Regions from separate parts of the Mus musculus genome. Here all the other regions are linked to region 1. A link is a loop called in an ENCODE intact Hi-C map of the cell type or tissue named here. Cell type or tissue: heart. All regions are shown on one strand. Region 1 has its middle 29 kb from the start of Ddah1. Region 2 holds the start of Ccn1 (cellular communication network factor 1). Region 3 has its middle 9.9 kb from the start of Gm35187. Region 4 overlaps Znhit6 (zinc finger, HIT type 6). Region 5 holds the start of Gm40164 (a long non-coding RNA gene).

What was found. Hi-C counts contacts between places; a loop is a spot of excess contacts. Peaks named below come from ENCODE experiments on the same cell type or tissue, not always from the same donor. Only the 100,000 strongest peaks of a DNase experiment are listed, where the experiment ranks them.
Region 2: a loop joins it to region 1, with 6 times the contacts of the local background. A loop is called at or near these places in 8 of 42 quality-filtered maps.
Region 3: it touches region 1 in a loop (4-fold over the local background); 8 of 42 quality-filtered maps call a loop at or near these places.
Region 4: it touches region 1 in a loop (4-fold over the local background); 10 of 42 quality-filtered maps call a loop at or near these places.
Region 5: a loop joins it to region 1, with 2.1 times the contacts of the local background. A loop is called at or near these places in 8 of 42 quality-filtered maps.

The regions. Positions count from the first base shown.
Region 1 is chr3:145,727,471-145,732,470 of GRCm38, forward strand. No RefSeq gene overlaps it. Among named protein-coding and RNA genes, the nearest start is that of Ddah1, 29 kb to the right of the region's middle. In heart, a CTCF peak has its summit at 2,307 (motif pointing left); a DNase peak (open chromatin) is centred at 2,311; H3K27ac peaks cover 1,164 bases.
Region 2 is chr3:145,645,244-145,650,243 of GRCm38, forward strand. Ccn1 (cellular communication network factor 1) reads right to left here and starts at 4,742. Exons shown (of 5, transcript NM_010516.2): 1 at 4,487-4,742; 2 at 3,979-4,192; 3 at 3,290-3,634; 4 at 2,954-3,168; 5 at 1,728-2,725. The coding sequence starts at 4,549. The coding sequence ends at 2,423. It overlaps Gm17501 (a long non-coding RNA gene), which reads left to right and starts at 4,834. Exons shown (of 3, transcript XR_003954574.1): 1 at 4,834-5,000. In heart, CTCF peaks have their summits at 2,980 and 4,160 (motif pointing right); DNase peaks (open chromatin) are centred at 2,298, 3,048, 4,078 and 4,798; H3K4me3 peaks cover 2,661 bases; H3K27ac peaks cover 2,027 bases.
Region 3 is chr3:145,898,116-145,903,115 of GRCm38, forward strand. No RefSeq gene overlaps it. Among named protein-coding and RNA genes, the nearest start is that of Gm35187, 9.9 kb to the left of the region's middle. In heart, no CTCF peak of the experiment used is centred here; a DNase peak (open chromatin) is centred at 1,986; H3K27ac peaks cover 2,312 bases.
Region 4 is chr3:145,582,014-145,587,013 of GRCm38, forward strand. It overlaps Znhit6 (zinc finger, HIT type 6), which reads left to right. Exons shown (of 10, transcript NM_001081094.1): 5 at 516-619. Among named protein-coding and RNA genes, the nearest start is that of Znhit6, 8.3 kb to the left of the region's middle. In heart, a CTCF peak has its summit at 1,989 (motif pointing right); no DNase peak of the experiment used is centred here.
Region 5 is chr3:145,629,831-145,634,830 of GRCm38, forward strand. Gm40164 (a long non-coding RNA gene) reads right to left here and starts at 3,143. Exons shown (of 2, transcript XR_867694.3): 1 at 2,723-3,143; 2 at 1-104. In heart, no CTCF peak of the experiment used is centred here; no DNase peak of the experiment used is centred here; H3K27ac peaks cover 1,781 bases.

The DNA.
Region 1 (5,000 bases):
GGGCCTGTAGTATTGAATTAATCCACACGAAATTGCTGTCTGTATAAAGAGTCTGATTTGGCTCAACTGAAGAGGAAACCCAGCAGCCTTGGTTCCAGGGGTGAGAATTCTTTTAATTAGTTCTGTGTCATTAGGAGTCCATTGAAGACTATCTAAATTAACACACATCATTTAGAACTTGGAACCTGGAACCTGAAAGGTGAGATTTGTTTTTTTTATTCTTGCTCTTGGTGTTTTTGCTCAGTGTCCGTGTTCCCTGAACCTTAAGGAAGAATGGAGAGTGTATACAGAACCCTGGGCAAAGGCAAACAAATACAAATAGAAATATTACTTATTCGATTGCAGGTTAGAACTATCTTCAGTTCCCCGTGACAATAATTTAAACTTGCAGCTGTTCCTTTATGAATTTTTATGAGTTTTCTCTCTTTCTTTTTTTTTTCCTGCTGAGAAGACAATTCCACTACAGGAATATATTAACACGACGGCTTCCCCTCCCCTTTCCTCCAAATTTTTCAGTTATAATTCCATCTGTACTAAAAGCCAGTTCGGGCAGCCTTGGCCCAGACTTTTCTGCAGGAAAATCAAACCTCAGCTTCAAAATATAAACCAAAGGGCTGTTTTTTCCACCCAGGTCTTCTACAATTAGTTTCAGGTAAGTTACCATTAAAGTACTGTTCCTTAGAGCTAAAGGCAGAAACCCATCTACTTAATCATATTAATCAAAACATCTGCAGTCAAATATTCTCCTGTGTTAGTGTTCCTGGGTAGATTTAAATAACATTGACAGAAAACACTTATTTTCTCTCATTTTCAAATGTCAAGCAGGTTTTCAGAATCTGGTGTTCAGCACAGTTTGGGAGGCAGGAGTGGGGGGCGGATGGGGGAACCAATGATACACAATCCAGCTAAGGATGGTGTTTTCCTTTCTTCTTTAAGCCAAGAGCAATTACTTTTCATTTCGGGATTAAGACCTGCGGGGGTTGTGGCTGGTTGTTGGGGCTCCCAGTTGCAGCATGCCTCCTTGGTCCCTCGCCAGCCACAGCACTTGGCTGTGCAGGTAGCAGCTGGCGCTGGGAGTGCCTCTCCAGCCTACATTCCTTGGCCGTGAATCTCAAAGTCCTGTTTATCTGATGAAGACCTCTGGGTAGTGGATTGCTCATGACAGTGTCACACAGATCTTAGTGAGTGACATGGAAAGATACCGAATAGTTTTTCCTCTTAGAATGCCAACCAATCCTGAATTCCCCATCTCCTCCACTCGAGCTGATTGCCACAAAGGCCTGGGACTAAGAGCCAATGAGACTTTTCTTATGCCCACCAAAGTACAGCAGGACACATACAGGTCCTCTCTGTGAGCCTGTCACCGCAGTCTGTTCGGATTTTTAAAAATTACATCTGCGCCTTCAGTGAGCCTTACTCTGCATTGATAAGCCATTTCCACTGCACAGCAGTCTCTTGGAGTACCCTGGAAATTGGTTCCAGGACTTCCCTCCCACCAGAGGGTATAAGATTTGACATTTCTCAAGTCCCTGGTGTAAGACGGTGCACGTTTGCAGTAACCCTCCACCTTCCTGTAAGTTTCCATTGACTTTTATAACTACTACACTCAATAGGATGCAACATTATACACATATTATTATGTGCTCTTCAGAGAATTTTGACAAGAAAAAACTCTGTACATTTTCAACATTTCCCTTGAATTAAAAAAATTACTATCATGTGCACACGACATGCTTGTGGGGGCACACGCCACAGTATGAGTATAAGTATATAAGCGTTTTGCCTTCAGGTATGTCTGCTGTGGGCCACGTGTGTGCCTGGGGCCCATGGAGATGGTGGATACCCTGGAACTGAAGCTACAAACAAGTGGGAGGTGGAGAGTGAACCCAGGTCTTTAGCAAGAACAGCAAATGCTATTAACTGCTGAGCCATCTCTCTAGCTTCCCCACATCCAGTTTTACTTATTTTTTTAAAATCAAGCACGACTTAAGGGTCTGTGCTTGTATTTACAAACACCACCAGCAGCTTTAGCACACAAAAAGCCACTCTTCCCTAGGTTGTCAAGAGTTAGCATGGATGACTTTGTAGCTCCCACCCCATCCACCCCTTCATAGACCAACTTATTCATTCTTTGGGAGAGATGACCCAGAGAACTACAAAGACAAATGCAGATGAGGTGGGTGTGTGACTGAAGAACAGGAAGTCCGCTGTTACTGTGAGTAACCCAGAGTATTTGCCACAACTTGTCCAGAAGACGGTAGCTCTGTCTACAACAGGACTCCTCTCCTTTCTCTGGCTGCCCTCTGCTGGCACTGCTAGCCAGTGAGATAGTGACCCAAGCTGGGCATGTGGGAAGATGACTTGCTGCTTTGATGGACAGCTGGTTGAATCGCTTCAATTTGTGGGTCTACTGCATGGATCATCTGAACTTCCCTTTGCTGGGCCTTCGCCTGGGCAGCATTGACCTCCCAAGAGGCCTGGGCTGTTCTAGGAGCAGACATCAGTCTGCTCATCTGTGTGAGATGGACCAAATGGCCTTGTGTTTCCTCTTTGTCTTTTGCTTCTTTCATCTCCAGAGCCATCCCACGATGGCCAGCAGCTGAGCCAGGTCCTTCCCCTGCCAATCACAAATACCCTTCCCTGTTCACCAGTCCCTGGGAGCCTTCACCCACTCCATCAGTGAAAGGTATTTACAAGGGTCTGGGAAGCCTGACAATCTGCTAATGCAATGCTGGAGATAGCCCGAAAGAAACTCTAGGCTGGTTTCCTGTTTCCAAGGACAGCAGGATGTGTCAGCTGCTGGAGCAGCCGATGCCCTTGGAGAGGAGAGAAACTAGAGAGTGTGACCAGTCGGTGACCTCACCCTCCTGCTGTCCCAGGGGTGTGGACAGGTTTCTGCTCCTGGTGGCTAAATGTCAGTAAAAGGGGATGAAAAATGTGATTGTTTTCCTTTAAGAAATATTAAAAGGAGAGTGGTGTCTGGGAAGTAGAACCATTAGTGGAATCTATTCCAGTATTATGGTTAATTAATTTAGGGGGCTTTAATGCTATTTCATTATGCAGCCTTTGAGAGCTTTCTGGTAAATGCCTATCCCATAAATACTAACATGACTTCATATGTATAATTTCCCTTCAGAAGAGTGAGGGTGAATTATGACCTAGGAACTAATTTGCACACAGCTCTACCCAGACAATACAAAGATGCCTCTTGATGAACACCGTTCACTGCGTTTGGAAGCTCGGGAAAACACTCGGACAGGCCATCTACATTTTAAGGCCACGGTTGTCAGTCTGGTTGCGTCCCAAAGCAAAACACTTGGCCACCAGTTTCACCTTGCTAGGAACTAAAGAGCTGCCTTCTGTACTTTATGCTGATATTAAATAGTAAGCATTGAACTGTTGGAAGAAACAGCTCCGTGCACAGATAAATCGTTCCTCTAAGATGGCTGTGTTTCAGTGCATTATGTTCAGTCCTATTTATCCATGCCTCACATTTAATCAGCCAATTTTCTATTTATGAAATACGTATATAGGTTCCTTAGCTCTGCTCAGGTACAATACAGTCCAAGCACCAGCCCACACGTTCAAAGTCCCCGCCTTATGAACAGCCTCTTTTGGAATGTCAGAATTTTTAAAAGAAAATATTTGGATTTCATCATTTAGAAGGTGTGCTGTATTTGTTCAATATTATAGCAGTCTGTGATGTTATTGAAAAATATTTGTTTTGCCAGTTTGACAGCTTTCTAACAGAGCTCTTGGGTTTAGTTTTGTTTATAGTTCTGTGCTTCAATAGCTGGCTTGGGATTAAGTGGATGTCTGTGTTTTTGTCGAGAGTTTATTAATTGGTTGCCTCTGAAAAATATTTTAAGCGGAAAGTCATTCCCAAACAGCAGCGGTAGGAAGCAGCATTGCTGAGCTAACTGTAAGCCGTGTTCTCTGGTCATTCTCTCAGTGGACATACATTTAACACACGCTGGCTGACACTGACTTAGCCACAGGTGACGGGGCGCAGAGGTCTCCTCCAGAGCACATGTTGGAAGTCAGTTGTCCCTGGAACAGTATGGAAAGGCAGGGCCATCAAGAGATGATTCTGTTATTGGAGCAGAGCCGTCACAAATCGATCGAATGACAGTGCCTTCAAAGGGAAGGCTTAGTTACAGTAAGAGGAGATTCCTAACCAAGAGAGTGACTTGGCCCAGTTTCTAGATCCCCCTGGAGTATGCTTGCTTAGGAAGCAGCATGAAGCTCCCCCATGACTTCCCCAGCCAAGACAGCACCATGCTCTTGGGTTTCCCAGCCTCCTGCAGTGTTTTGCAATAGCAACAGAAAATGAATCGAGATGATAGAAACTGTAAACGTGGCCCCTGTCACCACAATAGATCTAGAGACTTAGAAATACATGTTACACTTGATGTCTTTAGAAGACTGCTTTAGGGTTCCCTGGGATGCCCAGCTCCTTGGATGCCCTTGTACCCTCTGTGAAAATGATGCAGGATTTGCATGTTATCTCTACACACCCTCCCGTGTGCTTCAAATAATCTCTGGGTCACTTGAGACACCTACTGTGATGCAAGTGCTATGGAAATGCATGCTTAAGTGTTTTGTCTGGGCAATAACGAGAAAAAAAGCATATGCGTGTTCAATATTGACACAAGCTTTAAAAATAATTTCAGTCTGCCCTTGGTTGATTCCAAGGAAGGGGGACCTACTGCTATAGTGTATTATTTCAGAACATTTGATTCATCTTTATATTGACATAGTCATAAAATACTGTCTTTAATATTATAACGGATGGACGGCTTATGAAGGCACAAGTTCAGGAACCTCTGAACACACACACACACACACACACACCCCAAATAAAAATAATAAGAGTTGTGAAAACTGGGCAGTAGCGGCACACACCGTTATTCCTAGCTCTGGGGAGGCAGAAGCAGGCAGATTTCTGTAAGTTTGAGGCCAGTGTGGTCCACAGAGAGTTCTAGGACAGCCAGGGTTAC
Region 2 (5,000 bases), 82 kb before region 1:
GTATTTTCTGTATCACTGTATTTATATTTCTGTTGTACTTTCCTGTCCAAATAAAGGGGCATAATTTGCGCTCTACATATCATTGTGGTAACTGAACGTACTTGGCACCATCACTGTAAGTTCATGGAGATCAATGGCCTTTCAAAGATCCACTGTTTTTCTCAGCTACATTGTCCCTCATTTGGGACACTTTGCACAGACACTGTCTTTTTACCCATGCCATGGATCCATACAACATCATTCTGTGGTCTCTGAACAGACAGGAAGAGTCTGTGGGCTCTCTGGACATAAGGCAACAATTCAGGATTCATACTGGGGGTATTGCTTATGGATTCCAAGATCTGTCCATCAGAACTGCCCTCACAAAATCCTCATGCCTTCATCATCTTCCGCATGTTAGCATCACACACTGACCAGCCTAGCTGCAATCCACAACGAGGCCAGGTGGCGCTTAAGTCCCAAATACCATAAAATGCCAGTGCCTTCGGTGAGAAAAACTCACAGTTCTGAAGGTACAATCTGCAGTATTTCAGGCAGGGTACTGTCAAGATTAGAGACTTGTTGACTGTAGATTGTCCTAGCCATTCATCTCGAAAGCTCTAAGACAGATGCCGAGAAAGTGTTTTGTTTTGTTATTTTATTTTATTTTATTCTATTTTAGTTTTTTAGGTCTTTATTAAATCACCATTATTAATTCATCTATCTAGAAAACTCCCTTATACAATCCCAAGAGCTGTCTCCCTCCCCCACTTCTCAAAACACTTTCTCTTATGTCTAAGGATTCAAGTGCAGACTGCAATATCTCACTGTGGATTGAATGGGAGCCAGGACTGCCGGTGAAAGGAAAATTTCTCCTATAAAAGGTTTATTGTCAGCGCTTTCTAAAGATGTAGATTTTTCTAACACAGGCTGCTGGCTTTTTTTCACACACATTAGTGCAGCTGTCTCTACCTCTCCTAGACCACAGTCAGCCCCTTTCTTTTAGAATGCTCAGTGTCTAGCCTTTGACCTCTGGATAGCCCACTCTATCTAAATGCTCCTTCGGCCATCAATATGATGTGTGCTATTAAAGGAAGGGGGTGGGCAGCCCTGGCCCTTTAGCAACTGGAAAGCCCTTGAAATTCCTCACTGGCTTATTAGGATTAACACAAGTCTTTGCTTCAAGCTCATCTATTAACAAACCAGCGACCCAATAGGTCCCAGGAATTTCCCCTCGCTTCTGCTAGTAGCCAATGGTAAAATATTGAAGCAGCTTCTCTAATTTTTAGATACACTTCATCCATGCAGCTGTGGTCAGAGGTTACTAAAAGGTTCCCCACCTCTACTTGCACCACACACAGAATCACCCCGAAGCTAAAATAAGAAACAAGTGCCGCACTTGTTCGGGGTAATGGGGTAACTCTTAGGCTTTCATTTCAATCCTTGTAAAAATAAATCATTGTTTTAGGTTAACAAATTCAATTTCTGCTTCCTTTTTCTGCTTCACAAATGCCCGTGTTCAGTACTTCGCCCTCCAAGCTGACAGCTTATATGCCACCATTGTTCCCTAAAGATTTGCAAGGGCAGCCACTTTCCTAACAGTTCACTGTCACCCAAGTAGGGCACCTAGAGTAGTTCTTGACACATAGTAGGTCCTCAGGGGAAAAAAATCCTGTTGGAATGATTGACAAGAACAGTTGTTCCTGATTGCCTGGATGGGTTCTAAAAATACCAAACAACATACATTCAGATATTAGGTAAATATTTCTTTATTAAATGATTAATTTTATAAATAAATTCTCTTCACTGATATAAAATTAAAATCATTTACAAATTATTCCAGTATTACATTTCCCCTCCCTCCCCAAAAGCTACACTTTGATAAATAAAAAAACATTCAATCTTAAAACACCTGGTTTCTGTTTGCAGTTTTAGAGTGCAGGTAGCTGCCCCAAGGACACTCACAGAGTGTCCCCCCTCCGCTCGGGAAGGAATGAGAGGCGCTTTCATTTACTTCTGTCAAAGGACAAGCAGGGCTTTCACTTGGCCCAACTAATCTTATTTTGTCTCTATTACAATTGTAGAACCAAGAAAGGGGGGGGGGGGTCTGGAGCAAAAAAATACACTTAGCAAATAATTTACAAACAGAAAACAGAACGTCATCCGTAAACATGCTCCAATATGGAGCAATAATGCCCGCTCCAGTACTATGAAGCGAAGTCTTCTCCAACTGCGGCTGCGCTGCTGTCCGTCCACATCAGCCCCTTGGCATTCTCCAACTGCGGCTGCGCTGCTGTCCGTCCACATCAGCCCCTTGGCAGTTTTGAAATACCCTAATGCTACTCAAGAATGAGCAAGGCACCATTCATCCTCCGCCCACCCACGTCTCCATGATGCTTGCGCTTCTCCTCTGTCCAGCCCACACTAGGAACCCTGGAGGCACTTAGTCCCTGAACTTGTGGATGTCATTGAATAGGCTGTACAGTCGGAACGATGCCTCGTTGGGATGCGGGCAGTTGTAGTTACATTTGCAGGACTGGATCATCATGACATTCTTGGAAAACATCTCTCCATCTTCGCATCGGAACCGCATCTTCACAGTTCTGGTCTGCAGAGGTGTGCAGCACCGGCCATCTACGCAGGAGCCGCAGTATTTGGGCCGGTATTTCTTGACACTGGAGCATCCTGCATAAGTAAATCTGACTGGTTCTGGGGATTTCTTGGTCTTGCTGCATTTCTTGCCCTTCTGGAAGAAAGAACAAAAGAAAGCCAAGAATGAGGATTGTTGTTTTTTTGTTTTTGTTTGTTTGTTTGTTTGGAGGTATGCTTTTAACCACTGTACATAGTGTTGGGCTTCATAAAGACAATTTCTTTTCAGATATATCATGGACTTTTCTTTTTTTCTTTTTTGAACAGAGGCTCATATCCCACCCACCTGTGGGGTCATCACGGTCAAGCCCTGAAAGAAACTTACTTTTAGGCTGCTGTACACTGGTTGTCCACAAGGACGCACTTCACAGATCCGGGTCTCTTTCACCAGGCGGCACTCTGGGTTGTCATTGGTAACTCGTGTGGAGATGCCAGTTCCGCAGCTCTTGGAGCACTGGGACCAAGACGTGGTCTGAACGATGCATTTCTGGCCATGGGCGTGCAGAGGGTTGAAAAGAACTCGCGGTTCGGTGCCAAAGACTAGAAAGATAAAGGAAATGGAAGGCTTCTTAGATGCTTGCATACACACACTGGTTTCTACAAAGTTGCAGACCAAGAAAGCATTTCTGCACAGTGTCTTAAGGACTCTATATCCACTTACCAGGAAGCCTCTTCAGTGAGCTGCCTTTTCCAATTGCGATTAACTCATTGTTTCTCGTTAACTCCACCTCCGAGGCATCGAGTCCGAGGAGGTCATCCTGGTCGTCCAGGGAGTCCTTAATGCTGTCTTCATCACAAACCCACTCTTCACAGCACTGCCCGCTGACTTTCACCAGCCGGGGGTTGGGACAGCCCAGATTGGGGAGAGACAGTTCTTGGGGACACAGAGGAATGCAGCCCACGGCGCCATCAATACATGTGCACTGGTGTTTACAGTTGGGCTGGAAGCTTTCCCCGTTTTGGTAGATTCTGGAGTTATATTCACAGGGTCTGCCTTCTGACTGAGCTGCAAAGACGACCAAAAGAGAGAGAGGAGAAGGTTAAGATTCGCCGCCACAGGCTGAAACTCATACATATTTTCCGCTGTTCAATTCAATGTATGGTAAAGTTCCCTACAGTTCCCCCGAGACTCCAGAGCTGAACAATAAGTTAGTCAGGAATCACTTTTCCGTATGCGCTTTTCGTTGGGCCCAGACACTCTGAATTGCATTCCAGACTGCTGAAATCATGTGCCTTTCTGCCAAGCTACCATCAACAAAGCGTCCACCATACATGGTCTCAAAATTACTAAACTTCTGGACTATGGGGACTATTATTTTTTTTAAAGGGGCCAAACCACAAGCCTCTTACCTCTGCAGATCCCTTTCAGAGCGGTGGAGCTGGCGCCGAAATTGCATTCCAACCCCTTGGTGTGGTCGCAGGGCTGAGTTTTGCTGCAGTCCTCGTTGAGTTGTTTAGCGCAGACCTTACAGCAGCCGCAGCCGTCCCGGACCAACCCGACTCCCGGGGCGCACTTGGGTGCCTCCAGAGGGCAGTGGCAGGCGGCGGGGCAGGTGGAGAGCGCCTGCAAGAGGGAGAAGCGCGTGAGATTGCTTTGCATTGCTCGGGGAGGCACGTAAACTGCCCTGAGCCTAGGTCTGGCTGTGGGGCTCCGTCCACCAGAAGTGTCTCGATCGCGTCCCGGCAGCCTGACCACCCCAGCGGCTGCGTCCCAGGAAGAGGCCCCCTGGGCATAAAGCAACAGCTACCTCCGAACTTTTCAGTCTAACTTTCCCTGCGGTGAAAGATCATGGCCCGGGGAAAGGAATCGATGAGGGCAGACCGGGAAGCAGTGGTTAAAAAAAAAAATCCAACTCACCAGTCTGGTCAAGTGGAGAAGGGTGACGGCGACAGCGAGCGTCCTGAAGGTGCTGGAGCTCATTGTGGCGCGCAGGAGGAACCGGGGCGAGCGCGGCGACACAGAACCAACAAGCCGGCGAGCAGCGGGATCAAATGCGCCCGGAGTGCGGTGAGGCGAGGGCCGAGGCGGCGGGTGTCCTTCTCTCGAGGTGCTGGCGGAGGAGGCGCAGAGATTGCAGGCGCTTCTCTGGGGCGCTCTCGCTCACGGTCTGCCCCAGCGCCGGGAGCCCGCCCTTTATAATGCCTGCCTAGGCGCCGCGTGTTGCAGTGACGTAGCTCTGTCGGCGCGTTCTAGAATTCTCAAACATCTCAGGAATGTTGGTTGGCGCGGGCTGCTGCCAAGCACCTCCCCTGGCTCCGTTGCACCTTTTCCCCCCTCTTCTCAGATCCATCAGAGAGAAAAAAAAGTTCGTTTTTTTCCACTTTAAATAACAACTTCCTTTGGGGAGGGCGGGATGCTTGGGGCGCGAGGG
Region 3 (5,000 bases), 170 kb after region 1:
TAAAATGGTGCCACAAAGGCAGTTCGCTTTTTCCCTAGCCCGGTCTTTTTTTTTTCTTAATTTGAGATAAAGTACATAAATGTAAATGGCCTATTGAAACTTGGCATTTTGAAGTACATATAAATTATAAAATAATTGCATAATTATAGTTGACATTTTTGTGTGTAGAATGTTAAAAATTGTTCATTTATTTCAAGATTTTAAGCCGGGCAGTAGTGGCACACGCCTTTAATCCTAGCACTTGGGAGGCAGAGGCAGGTGAATTTCTGAGTTGGAGGCTAGCCTGGTCTACAAAGTGAGTTCCAGGACAGCCAGGGCTGTACAGAGAATCCCTGTCTTAAAAAACCAAAAAAAAAAAAAAAAGATTTTAAGTATGCAGTGCAGTGCTGTTGACTGTGCTCCTATGTCTGCTGTTAGCTGTGCTCCTCCTATGTCTGCTGTTAGCTGTGCTCCTCCTATGTCTGCTGTTAGCTGTGCTCCTCCTATGTCTGCTGATAGCTGTGCTCCTCCTATGTCTGCTGTTAGCTGTGCTCCTATGTCTGCTGTTAGCTGTGCTCCTATGTCTGCTGTTAGCTGTGCTCCTCCTATGTCTGCTGTTAGCTGTGCTCCTCCTATGTCTGATGTTGGCTGTCACCCTTTGGCTGATGTTAGTTTTGACCCTATGGCTATATATTAAGCCTCTAGAACTCAATCATCACATGTATCTGAACTTTGTACCTCTTAACCCACATCCTCAACTGGTCCATTAACCATTTCTCTTGAAACATAAAGTTATGTACCTCTACATGGACAAAGAAGCTTATTGATTGAAATTTGATAAACCCTAAGAGGCAAGTTCCCCCCAAATACAATCAGAATACTACATGCTAGGTGTTGAAACACCCTGTATCCCAGCAAAGTACAATAACTGCTTATTCTACATGGATTCCACAGAAAAGCTCTGACAGCAAACAAGTTCTATTCCAAGCAAGAGCTCAGCTCTGTAGAAATGTTAGTTTTATTACTTCTGGAAGGAACTTGTGGAACAAACACTGATTCACGCACCCAACAGAGGCTCAAAATTCCAGGACAGGATGTGAACAAAGTCATCTATTTTGTTGACTGGGGACCCAGATGAGTGTGTGAAGTTCCCTAGGACTAATACTAGGAGAGAAACACCAGGCCCCCCCCTCTCTCTCTCGTGTTTTCTTTCAGCCTAAAAAATAATGGGAAGACAGAAGCTGTTACCAGGGCTAGATGGCAATGGGAGCCGAGTGCCATCTCTCCCACTTGTAACCCCAGCACCCAGGAACTGGGGGCAGAAGATCACCATGAGTCCCAGGCCAGCCTGGGCATCACAATTAGAGCCCGTCTCTTAAATAAATTAATTTAAAAGTTAATGATAAACAGGGTAAAACTTTAGAGAGGATTCCAGCAGGAAACAGAATTCACTGACACTTGGAAGAGAGCAGAGCCAACAGCTCATTCAGAGGCCTCAATGCTAAACCTCCATGCAGGGGCTGAGTGAGACGCCGCAAACCCAGCCGTCACAACACTCCTTGGCTCACCGGGGCTAGGATGGCAGATTGTGCCTCTAAGACTAAGACAAGAAGGTGCGTCTGGAACTTGCCAGAGCAGGCCCCAAGCTGAGAAGACACACATCAGTCCCTTTCTTGTTTCGCTCTGATCTGCTGCTGACCCGTTGGCTTGGAGATGCTTCTGATGGGGCCCAGGTGAGGATTCACAAGGTCAGCGTCCCCCAACAAGGAGCTGGCTGAGATACCCAGGAGGGAGCTGGAGAGGTCAGAGTATATCTGCACAGAGCCCGTGGTGAAGAGTTACAGCAGGTCAGAGAGGGGTGGGGGTGGGGTGGCGCAATGCCAGTGCTGTCTCACAGAGCTGGCATTTAAATCCTAATTCCTGGCACATTTCTGAGCTGGAGGCATGTGCTGTGGCCAGGCTCTCCTTCACTCAGTATCAGAAAATTATTGGATCCAAATCAGCCGCAGGCGGCCTCGGAGTGAAAGATCATCACGTCCCAGACCTGCCGGTCCAGGCCCTCTTTAATAGACACTGTGTTGATTCTAAACTTAGACACACCATGTGAGCACTTGGTCCCAAACATCAAGTTGCCATTTTGCAGCTGTTCCCGGGACTTTCTGGTCACACAATGTTGTTTAAAATTCTGACCTTCTGTGTTGACATCTAGCCCTAGATGTTTGCATTTTATTTGGTCATATTGCTCACGGGGATAATAGTTTAAGATCAGTGAGGTTCCTATCGTTGGGGTGTTCATGGACCATGAGCAAGAGTGGTGTGGTGGCAGAGAGACTGTTCCAGCCAGCAACCCTGGGAACGGACAGCATGGACAGCAGGGTAGGTAAGGTGTTCCTTTACCACCCAAGAGTCTACAATTAGGCTCCGGGTGGCTTTCCATTCCACTCTATCACCTCGGACTCACAGTCAGACACACACGGTCTTCATGTAGCAGATGACAATACTGAGGCCTCCACACTCAGTTTGCATTATAAGAATCTGCTTCTGATGGGGAAATGGTGAGAACTGCTTCCAAAGAGGACACCACACTTGAGTCACTCATCGTGGTCATGGATTGGATACAGCATGTGTTCCTTCAGCTCTACAGGGCTTGCCTAGTGTGTTCAGCCCTGGGTTTGACCTTCAGTGAAGAAAGGAGGGGATGGAGGGAAGGAAGAAGAGAGGGAAGAGAGAGGGCAGGAAAGGGAAAAAGGAAGGAAGGAAGAAAGGAAGGGAGGGAGGGAGGAAGGAAGGAAGGAAGGAAGGAAGGAAGGAAGGAAGGAAGGAAGGAAGGAAGGAAGGAAGGAAGGCAGGCAAGCAGGCAGGCTAATTCGGTGAGGTCTGTAGGCAAGTGTGGTATTTGAACCAACACCACACCCTTCCCCCCCCACTCTCAGTTCATGCGACAGAACCCCAGTGCCACATGACAGAGTAAGGAACAGGGCTCTCTTGGGACCTCACAGCTCCCCAGGTGAGGTTTGCCTTCCAGAGGAAGGGCAGGACATGAGTGTCCCTCACGCTGGCCCAGCACATCTGATGCTGAGGGGTGAGTGTGCTCCAAAGATGAGGGTCCACGCAACCCCTTCTGTGGGACGGAGGCTGCTCTTTGAGAGGACGGCTCCTGTAAGAGAACTGACACATCCCTGAGTGACCCTCCCTGCTGGCAAGCTAAAGATCCTTGAGTCTACGGATGGATGCCCTTAGTCCTCAGCAACCAAGCAAAAGTGTCAGAGAAAAATGGACAGTTCTTCCTGGCCCACCCCATCCAGAGAGATGCCTCCGACATGTTGTCTAGCAGGAGAATCAGGAGAGGAAAGAACTGGAGTCTTTTCTACAGAACAATTGAGTTCATTTGCAGTGAAGTGAACAAGACCAAAGCCATCTCTGCCTGCCGATCATATAGTCCCGATCCTCAAAACCCTCAGGGGCTTATGAAAAAGAATCAAAACAAGCCATTGAGCTCAGCATTTCAGGATGCCAAATCAACATTTAAATAAGTCATTGGTATTTCTCTGCATTTAGGATGGACAAACACACTCTTAGGAGAACAATTCCATTTGAAATGAATCGAATATGTAAATCAACTAATAAAGGCAGGAGAAGACAGATTCTGAGAATGGATGAAATTGTTAAAGGAATCAAAGAACAGAACACATGGAAAGACAACTTCTGGAGTTAGAGCAGATGGAGCCATCATGTGGGTGCTGGGAATTGAACCTGGGTCCTCTGGAAGAGCCCAGTGATCTTAACAGCTGAACCATCTCTCCAACCCTGAAAGCTTTAAGTTTTACAGGTTTCTATAGGAGCATCAGGGGCCTGAAACAGCGAAGACATCACTAAAGGTGGTGGTGGGTGGAGTTGGAGGACTCATGTATCCCAGTTTTAAAACTTCAGAAGTAACGAGTCAGTGAAGGATTGCGTAAGGATAGACTACAGATGAACAGGTGACATGAGAACGTGGAAACAAACCCAGGTGCCTACAGTCAGCTTACTTTCAACAGGAGTATAGAGGCTGTGGAACAGGGGAGAGAAGAAAACGTATGCCCGTAAGCAAAGGAGTGAAGCTAGATCCTCCCTCTCACATCGCAGATAAAATTCAACTCAAAACAGATCAGAACTCTAATGTTAGGACTGTAAGGTTCCTGGGAGCGTTGTGGGTGAGCCAGTTAACAGTGCTTTCTTAGCAAGGACTAAAGCCTGGGTTAGAGTCACTGAGCTGCACTAACTAGGCACAGTGATACATTCCTGTAATCCTAGCATCTGGGAGGTAGGAAAATGGGACCAGAAGTCCACGGTTGTGACAGATGTCATAGCAAGTTCAAGGCAAGCATAGCTTACTCGAGACCAGGAATCCAATAATAATAATAATAATAATAATAATAATAATAATAAATATCTTAGAAGAAAACCTACTAGTAAACCCTCACAACCTTGGATTTGTCGTTAAATTCTTATGATACCAAAAATATAAGCAACAAATGGAAAACAAGCTTGGCATGTTAAAACGGAAGGCATTTGTGCTTCAAAGGATACAGATGAGGAAGTGAGGAGAAAATTTACTAAATGAAAGAATTTACAAACTGTGTACCAGAAAAAAGACATTCCTAGAATACAAAAAGAATTCTTTGACTTGATCATAAAAAAAAAAAAACAGTTTGAAAACAGGCAAAAGGTTGAAGAGATACTTCTCCAGAGAATATCTACAAATAAATAACCATTAGTCATTAGTCATGTGGGCAGATGTTTGATGCTACTGGTTATCAAGAATGTCCCAACTAAACTCACAGTGAGAGCCAGAGATGGCTCAGCACTTAAGAGCACTTGTTCTTGCAGAGGACCCAAGTTCAATTCCCACCACCTCTATGGTGACTGAACACCATCTTTAGCTCCAGCTCCAGGGAATCCAGTGCCCTCCTCTAACCTCCCCGGGCACCGGGTACACACGTGGTGCACAGACTTATGCGTCAGCAAAACATTCATGCACA
Region 4 (5,000 bases), 150 kb before region 1:
AATGGTTTTAAGGCAATTTTTAAATATTCTTATCCTTATATATGTATTTCTCCCATTGCTTGGCTATGTTTTCATGGAAAAATTCATCTTTATAACTACTGCCGTTACTAAAACCAAAGTCTGATGACTTACAAAATTACATTCCATTATTTTTGTAATTTTCTTACTTAGCTGGTGATTGCTAACCCTTTTCCGTGGACTTATGACTTGACTTTCCAACTTGGCATTACAACTCTTAGATTCCTATCCGCTTAACTAGAAAACTTGATCCCCCACCCACCCACCCCCCCATCCTCTGGGTGATCTTGTGTCTTCTTTAACTCAGTAGAAGGCTTGGTTGAGCTACTTTGAGATTGTCCAGTTACCTCCTTGAGCTTAATTACTAACTCAGAGGGAGTAACATATGTTAGAAACAGGTGTCAGTATATCCCATTTTGTACCTTCTTTGTATACTATTATCTGAATATGAATTGTAAAGCATTCTGAAATTAACTTTTATTTGGTTTTGTTGTTAGCTGTTCTTTATGAAGAATCGTGCCCGAAAGCAAGGCATTTACTTGAGGCTTCTACCCAATGGATTTAGCAAGAGAAAAGAGAATTCAACAGTTTTTGACCATAGGTAGGTGTCTCACTTTTACTGTATGTATAGCTGTCATAATTTGATAAGGGACAACCTATAAGGTTTGGTTTGCTTTAGAACATTGTAAACAAACGTCAGATCTGTAAACTGTTCCTGGATGACAACAGAAACTGATAATTGCATGTCCTGTGACTGGTGTGAATGTCCAAGAACTTGTATGTTGTCCTTGGAGAAGCTTCTCAAATGTTAATGTACATAACAAACCAGTAAATATCCTTGTGATTTCATCTCAGTGAGTTGGAATGTGATAACATGTATTTCTGACAGTGCCTCAACAATATTTGTGGCTGGGCTGGAATTTGATAGTGTGCATTTCTAATGGTGCCCAGAAACGTTCATGGCTGAGAATCCTACTTGGAGGAATCCTACTTTTTGAGTGTCGTGAAGTTTTCTTTGAGACCTAGAACATCATGGAAGTATTTGGGGAGCTTAACTTCAGATCTCGGAAGGGTGGTAAAAGCTAGTTTCCTTGGACTAACTCGTTCCTCCTCCTCCTCACTCAGCACTTTGTACCTTGGTGCAAGGTTAACACCCCTATAGACTTACTGCCTCTGTTTTGTAGGCAGGTCTCACTGTACTGTCCAGACTGGTCTCAGAGTTCTGACTCAGGCACCTCCCACCTCTGACCTCCGCAGGCCTCACTGCAGTGTCTGTGGCCTCTTATGGACTTTGGTCAGTTGTTTTAGAGGGACCTTGTTCTCCCGTTGTTCTCCATCTCTTTTCTTCTTTCTCTCCTTCTCCTGACTCCTCTTCTGCAGTGTTCCCTGAGCAGAGGGATTTGATGCACATACCTTGCTTAGAGAGGTTCCAAGCATGCATGCTCAGGCTTTCTCTCAGGCACTCACCTACCCTCCCTCCCTTCTTCCCTTCCTTCCCTCCCTCTCTGTGTTTTGTCTGGCTGTGAATCTCTGTATCTGACCCCATCTGCTGCAGAAAGAAGCCTCTCTGACTATAGCTGACTAAGACACCAGTACTCAGTACTCAGTACTCAGCCTGTGTGATTAGCTCTACTCTCAACCTGTATTCTTGTATGGCCTAAGGACCAGTTCCCCAGAAGGGCCCAGGCTTCACCTTCCTCTGCCCCACCCAGTTCTAGACAACCCCTAAGCCCTGTACTTATGGTCAGTAAGTACTTATTGTTCTTGTACCTCCTACTTAGAACTGTGAGTCCTAAACTTCTTAATCCATCTTTTGGACTTGGGGTTTGGTTTGGTTTGGTTTTTTGCTTTCTACAGATGTATATATCATCTTTATAGAACTTATAGATCATAGAGACATGCCCGTTGTCAAAATGTGAATTAGTATTTAAGTGTTCCGGTTCTGTTTTAGAAGTTAGCCACTAGGTGTCCCTCTTGTAAAGACTTAACAAACATTTTACAAATTTAAAAACATTTTATTCCTTAGATACAATTATAGCTTTCTTGTTATATCGTGTAACATGCCCATCTACTTGTTGGTTAACATAATTGCAATGATTTCCTTAAATAGTTGTGGCAATGCATTTCTTTAAACACAGGATTGTTTTTAACATGGTATCTATGTAAGTGTAGGTTTGTACATTCCTATAGCTTCGCTTTAGAAAGGAGCAAGGATAAGTGAAACGGTGAGTCTTGCAGTTGTGGAGAACAGGTGGGCTTTACAGTGAGATTCAGAGGGCAATATACTACAGACTCAAAGTTGTGCTGAAATGTTGAATTCTGCTATTCCTTTTCCATGTGGCTTTTAGATGTTACAGAGGAATTTCAGAGTGACTGTGGGGCCTTCTAAAAACACTGGGAAGAAGTAGAAGCCTGATTGTTCCCCTGCCCGGCCTCTCCTGACTGTGTCCATGACAGCAGGCAAGGGAGCTCTGTGACACTGCTTCCTAGGGCATACATTCCCGCAGTGCTGCTCAAAGACTGTCTCTGGAAAACCTAACACTGGTCATGTTCAGTCGTCATGCTTTACCATGATGGCCACCTACTCAGAATATTACAGCTTCTTGCCCACTGTGGTCAGGGCCTCGGGTGGTTACTTTGGCTGTTGGCAGGATTGCTGGTAGTTTAAATCTGTAATCTCATCACCTAGCCTGTGTCTGAAAGTCTGAAATGTTTTGTTCTTCCGTGGCTAGAAGTTAACATCTGCTTTTTTTTTTTCCAATTTTTTATTAGGTATTTTCTTCATTTACATTTCAAATGCTGTCCCTGAAGTCCCCTATACCCTGCCTGCCCCCTGCTCCCCTACCCACTCACTCCCACTTCTTGGCCCTGGCGTTCCCCTGTACTGGGGCATATAAAGTTTGCAAGTCCAAAGGGCCTCTCTTTCCAGTGATGGCCGACTAGGCCATCTTTTGATACATATGCAGCTAAAGTCAAGAGCTCCGGGGTACTGGTTAGTTCATAATGTTGTTCCACCTATAGGGTTGCAGATCCCTTTAGCTCCTTGGGTGCTTTCTCTAGCTCCTCCATTGGGAGCCTTGTGATCCATTCAATAGCTGACTGTGAGCATCCACTTCTGTGTTTGCTAGGCCCCGGCATAGTCTCACAAGAGAGAGCTATATCTGGGTCCTTCCAGCAAAATCTTGCTTGTGTATGCAATGATGTTAGCGTTTGAAGGCTGATTATGGGATGGATTCCTGGGTATGGCAGTCTCTAGATGGTTCATCCTTTTGTCTCAGCTCCAAACTTTGTCTCTGTAACTCCTTCCATGGGTGTTTTGTTCCCAATTCTAAGAAGGGGCAAAGTGTCCACACTTTGGTCTTCGTTCTTCTTCAGTTTCATGTGTTTTGCAAATTGTATCTTGAGTATTCTAGGTTTCTGGGCTAATACCCACTTACCAGTGAGTACATATCATGTGAGTTCTTTTGTGACTGGGTTACCTCACTCAGGATGATACCCTCCAGATCCGTCCATTTGCCTAGGAATTTCATAAATTCATTCTTTTTAATAGCTGACCAGTACTGCATTGTGTAAATGAACCACATTTTCTGTATCCATTCCTCTGTTGAGGGACATCTGGGTTCTTTCCAGCTTTCAATCACTCTGCAACCTGAATTGCTACCTTTTTAAGCAGAGCAGAGACTATGTCAGGTATTTCTCATGAATAATGGGAGATGCCTTGTGTGTTTGCTAGTTAAAGAAGATCACTACATAGGTCATAGATACTCTTTGCTTGTTTCATGCTCACCATGGTAAGGCCTGATGTTGAGGGAGGGGAGTTTTCTTGGCAGGCCACTTCTCTATGCCTGCTGCCTGGGTATCAAGGAGGATCTATATAGTGATGGGACTGTTTGCCATGTTTAGGGGATTCAGCTCAGAGCACCTTCCAGAACTAACTGTGGGCGGTTCTGAAGCTCAGAATTAGGCTTGATGAACAGAGCTGTTACTTCATGGACCTTAGGGTATCCTTATTTTTAAAAAGCACCAGATGAGTTTGAAATCTGCCTCTGGTTGAAAACTACTGGCCTATGTACCTACTAGCTCCTGCCCAACTTCTCAGCAGCCTCTGCACAGTTGAGTACTACTGATTGGAGTGGTGACATACAGGGCGCAGTAGATGCACAAGTCTCACTGCCTGGGAGCACAGAAGAAAACCAAGAAGAGCAGTGTGCATCATGACCACATCCCTGACAAGGGGCAGGTGAGGGATCTATGGCACAGCTCATCTCATCAGGTAGATCAGATAGAGAAAGACAGGGGCCTAGAAGTGGGGCCAGACTGTAATGCTCAAGGCTGGTAACCCCAGCATCCCGTTCTTCCAGCTGTACCCACCTCTTAAGGTGCCATAGCCTCCCCAGGCTGGACCACCGGCTAGAGAGCATCTTATTTATTTCATATTCTGACCTCATCAAGGTCCAAGACTCATTTAAAAGGAAGGGGAACAGGTTTGTACTCTGCTGGTATGATAGCAGCTCCAAAGGCCTAGGGACTTTAAGACAGTGGAGGTAGTTTGTGTGTCTAGAGGGCAGGGTAGTGAGTCCTGGTGGGCTGCGGACAAGCCTGCCGTGCTACACCAGGGATGAGTCATGGTGGGCTGCGGACAAGCCTGCCATGCTACACCGGGGAGTTTATTGAGGTAAACCCCTTGGACAGGCGATCTGTAGTCTGCCCCTCCTGATTTCCTGCTGATTCCTAGGGTGTCTCCCTCTTTGGCGTCCCCTCACTATCTGTGCACATGTACACACAGCTCATCTGCTCTCCATCCTGTCTCTCGTGCCTGAGTTCCTGTAGTACTCATTTTCTCCACAGTTAACATGAAACAGATGTCGGCATTTAATACCACTTTTTGGTATGCATATATCTGCTCATCTTCCTGTCTGTCATGGTGTCCCCATAGGGGCGTGTGAGTATTTTGAAAGGTATATTTGGTGTGTGTGGAACCT
Region 5 (5,000 bases), 98 kb before region 1:
AGGTGTAGTCCATTATCAAAGCAGGGAGTGTGACAGCAGGGAGCATGACAGCGTGCAGGCAGACATGGTCCTGAAAGAGCCAGCTGAGAGTTCTACATCCAGACCTGCAGACAGCAGGAAGAGAGAGAGTCTGGGCTTAGAATGGGCTTTTTAGAAACCTCAAACTCACCCTCAGTGACACACTTTCCCTAACAAGGCCACACCTCCCAAGCCCTCCTAAGTAGTGCCACTCCCTAATGACCATTCAAATATATGAAGCTATGGGGGCCATGATTATTCAAACAACCACATGATTATGGTTATATTATGATTAATATAGATTTATAAGTACATATACATATATGCATTATATGTTTTTCCATTTTCAAATCAGATGACCCAAGGGAGTCTAGTGGCTTTATACCTTCATTTTTCTGACTTTGTCATCTTGAATATCTGCTAGTATTGTGGAGTTGTTTTAAAAGTATAAATGTCAGATGCTTGGAACACTAGGTGCTTAAGGAACACTAATTATCATTATTTTCATGAAATAGAAAGCAAATTGCTGTATTCTATAATCCCATCCTGTTTATGTCTGTGGAAAGTCTGTGAGTGTGTACACGCCCCGCCCCATACTCTCACACACACATCCATCATGCGTGTGGCAGATGGCTTCTGCATTCCAGACGTTGTGCTGAGGACTGGGTTGCCAGTAGCCTGGAGCTTAGAACAAGCCATGTTCCTGATGGGATGTTCCAATAGAGAGGGCATAGAAAAGCTCTCTGAGTAGGTGCGAATTCTGAGTAGGTTGTAACAGAACACAGAGAGAGCCTGTCACGCAAAGGCACAGGAATTCCAAGTCAGCAGAAACAACAGGAAAGGTCCCCGGGGCTCAGAAAGGACAGGGATACACACAGACAGTTCTAGAAAGACGGGAAAGAAACTGTCTTGGTAGAGGTCTCATTGGGAATGGTGCCCAGAGAAGAGCAGGGGACATGGAGTGGAGAAAAAAAAATTTTTTTAAATACTATTATTGTATTTTATTTATGTATGTATTCTCTCTGTGTCTCTCTCTGTCTCTATCTCTCTGTGTGTCTCTCTCTGTCTTTCTCTGTCTCTCTCTCTCTCCGTGTGTTTGTGTGTGTGTGTGTGTGTGTGGGCACATGCACGCTACAACACAGCTTGCAAGTGTCGGTTCTCTCTTCCCCAGGGATCGAAGTCAGGTCATCAGGCTTGGTGGCAAGCGGCAAGCACCTCTACTCACTAAGCCACCAGGAATTTTACTTTTCACCCCATTTCCTTTTTTCCCCCGTTTGAATTATTTACCATAAGTCTGTATTTATTGTTAGAAAATTCTAGTTAATAAAAAAGAGGGATTTTAATGATTAATAGTAAGGAATCTAATAATGACACATTTCAAGAATCACTGTGTCTCACCTCTCTGGTTACTTTTCATATGATGAGACCAAAGAAGGACATGGGCCCACTGGTCTGACAGTAGGACAGCCTCTGTCTTCTGTCTGTCTATTCAGCTACTATTTAAGCCAGTTTCTTCTGGTCCTCTTCAGCGAAACCCCTGACTTCTCTCATTTACTAGAGCTGTTTTTAGGGCTGGAGAGATGACTCAGCAGGTAAGAACACTGACTGCTCTTCAAAAGGTCCTGAGTTCAAATCCCAGCAACCACATCATGGCTCACAACCATCCATAATGAAATTGGATGCCCTCTTCTGGTGTGTCTGAAGACAGCTACAATGTACTTACATATAATAAATAAATATTTTTTAAAAGGAACTATTTTTAACTTAAAAGACCTTTCAAATTTATGAGATTCCTACTGTTTGGTCACACATGAAGACACACCACAAGCAGGTATCCAGTCTCTCCTTGAGGAATGGGATATGGATAGAGAGAAACCAGTGACTTCAGAGCAACAGATAAGCATTATGCCCACAGCACACCCTGGGACCATGGGCCATATCTGCTGTACACTCCAGTAGCTTTCCTGGACTTTCCTTAACAGGGAAGAATAAACAAATAGCCTGTAAAATCTTCCAGGAGCCAGAACTAGTCTTTGATCTTAGAGGACCCTTAGTGGTTAGGACTGCTTAGGTACAGACCTTTGACTCAAGACAACTGACATTTTCTTTTTCTTTTTCTTTTTTTTTCTCTTTCTTTTTGAGAGAGGGTTTCATGTAGCCCAGGGTAGCCTCAAAATCACTCTGCAGCTGAGGATGACCACCTGAGTGCCAGGATTATAGCCATGTGTTTGCACGGTCCTGGGGACTGAACCGGCAGGGGGTCATGTGTTCTGGCCAAGCACTCTACTGACTGAGCCATGTCTGTGAGCCCCAGTGATGGACAGATCTGGAAACTAGCTCCAAGGACGGTATGGCATGGGTGTGTCTCATGAGCACCTTGTAGGAGCCATGTCTGGAGAGCAGCACGCCCAGTCCTCTGTGCTGGGGTCAGAATGGAGGGGAACACTGTCTCCTCTGTTCTCGACCGACTCATCAACAGGACAAACGAGGGGTTCACGTCGTTCCGCAGTCACTTGTGTGACCCACCCACATGCCACATCTCTCCTGCACAGCCTGTGTTTCTAGGTGTTATGGTGACCGTTTCCAGAAGGGAGAAACACGCCAAATGGAAACGCTGTGTCTGGTCTCAGGCCGTATGCGACCCTCACGTTCATCCTCTGCCCTCCTCCTAAGGGTGGCGTGGCATGGCGTGACTCCCCCTCACCTGGACAGCTGCTAACAGGGCAGGACACGACTTCGAATCCGTCCCATCCCACAGAATCCCGTTCGAGCAGGCTTCCTTGTTCCCGCCTTGTGTTTAGAAGGCTCCTTCTTGGTCCTCAGTGAGTGGCGTGTCAATAAGCAAGTCAGAGATTCCTTCGCTACCTTCCACACCTTTACTCACTTGGTCCTCCTCACAGGCCTCTCCGGCAGACGCTGCAGTCCTTGTGTACGACAAGGAAACCGAGGCAGGGTGCGATATGGCTAGTTTCTGCAGCCCTGCTTCTCTGTGGGAGATCTGTGCTGAGTAGTGTCATTGTCAATGCTGAGGGGCTAACTTGGTGATGGCTCCTGGATCTCTTCGTTTCCTATTCTGCTTTCCCGTCCCCCATTGTCTCCCCACAGACCCCAGCTGGGAAGCATGTGGGCAGATGTTTGAAGAATGACTGAAGGGGAGAGCCGGGGCTTTTATGAACTTCAGACTGTGAACTCTCAAGGAAGAGTGAGTCAGGCGTCCACATTCCTGGCATACCTTCAGGAGGTTCCATGACCTCAGACAATAAGAACCTGAGGCCCAGTGTCCTTGGGAGGCCTCCCACGAGGAAGGCTGACCTGGAGAATTTACCTCTCTGGTACTTCGTCCTGATCCTGAACTCTGCACTGCTCAGGACTCCATCTTGTCAGACCCCCTAGGCCCACCCAGACAGCTTCCTTGTTTCTGTTAAGCTGCCCCCACACACCCCTACCATCCTCCAATACCTGAACTGCCTTTCCCTGGGCCAAGCTCAGTGTGTCCTTTAAGGAGCTGAGGACATATAGCCTCCTCTGGCTCCTCCAGAAGGAAGCAGGGTCCCTGAACGCTAGCTTCCATGGGGCTCTCCTTGGCCATGCCTCTCATTGCCAAACGCTTGCGCTGGGAAGGACTTGATTTTAGTAAGTTGGGCCTACACATGATTTAACTCTTTGAGACCAGCAACAGCTCTGGCATGGAGGAGGGGCAGCCTAGTGCCAGAGATGGAGGTACTGCCCTGCCCCTGAAGTACAAGAACCATTCACCCAGGGCACCATTCTCAGAGTGTAGGTCTGGGTGTGTTAGTGGATTTAAATATGACAGACAAAGCTTTCTCCATGGCTCCTGGCTCTCATCAGCTCTCTCTTTTTCCCCCTCACCAACTTTCACCCTAGGTGAGAGAGACAGACAGACCGAGGGAGAGAGAGAGGGCGAGAGACAGAGAGAGGAGAGACAGATAGACAGAGAGAGAGGGAGAGAGAGAGAGAGAGACAGAGAGGAAGAGAGACAGACAGACAAAGAAAGGAACTTGCCCAAGGTAACAAAGCTAGAAAAGTCTGAGATAGTTGTTACAGTTTTGTTTCGCCATGCCCCACCACTTCACCAAGTCAGAAATATGCCTATTTGGATTTGAATTATTGCAAGTAAATTCTGTGCTCATCTCTCTGTGGTGCCTTCTATTTCCTTTAATTTGAGGTCTGTGTAGGGCACCCTGGACATGCCACCCCACTCTCTGCATCACCTTCACAGTTCACGAAGAGGCTGGGCTGGAGACAAGGCTGAGCTCTGGCTCTGTGACGCCTGCTTAGTCCTACTGTCCTGTGTCAACAGCATAGACATTGCCCCATGACCAATGGAACTCGCCCCAGTCTCTGTTTCCCCAAGTCACAGCTGCCACCCAGGAGTTTCGCCCTCCAGGAAGCAGGAAAGAGTGTGGGTTGGTGCAGGTGCACCTGCCTGCCGTGCAGGCCACTGGGGGAGGTGGATTGGAGTTACCCACTGGATCTGAAATCTGCCTGCACTCTCTGCCCACGGTCCCCATCCCCACCCTTTGCATGCCCGCTGGGGCCCTTTGCCTTATTCTGGCTGACAGGTGAGGGCCGACCGAGGAAGCTTGGTCCTACCTAACCAGAGCTGCCCTGACTCCCCGTGCAGCACCTGGCGGATGCCTTGCAGTAGTTAATGATCTCCCCTGGGCAGAAGAGTCCTTTAATAATTTACCAGGGTAGATAAAGAAAAAAAGCAGCGCTCTCCACCTGGAGTCCAGTTACGCTGGTGACCCAGACTAGGATTGGCTTCAAGTTCAAACTCCCTTTTCAAATGGAAAGCCTGCCCTGTAGCCGTGTGCATAAAGTCTTACTGGAACCTTCTTTTGGATATCTGAATATCCCAGCCCTGTTGTATGATCAACGCTTTAGGGCACCTTCCTTACTGGGCGGCGGGGGTGGGGGTAAGGGGACACCTGTTCTGGAAAATGGAAGAAAGCAAAATG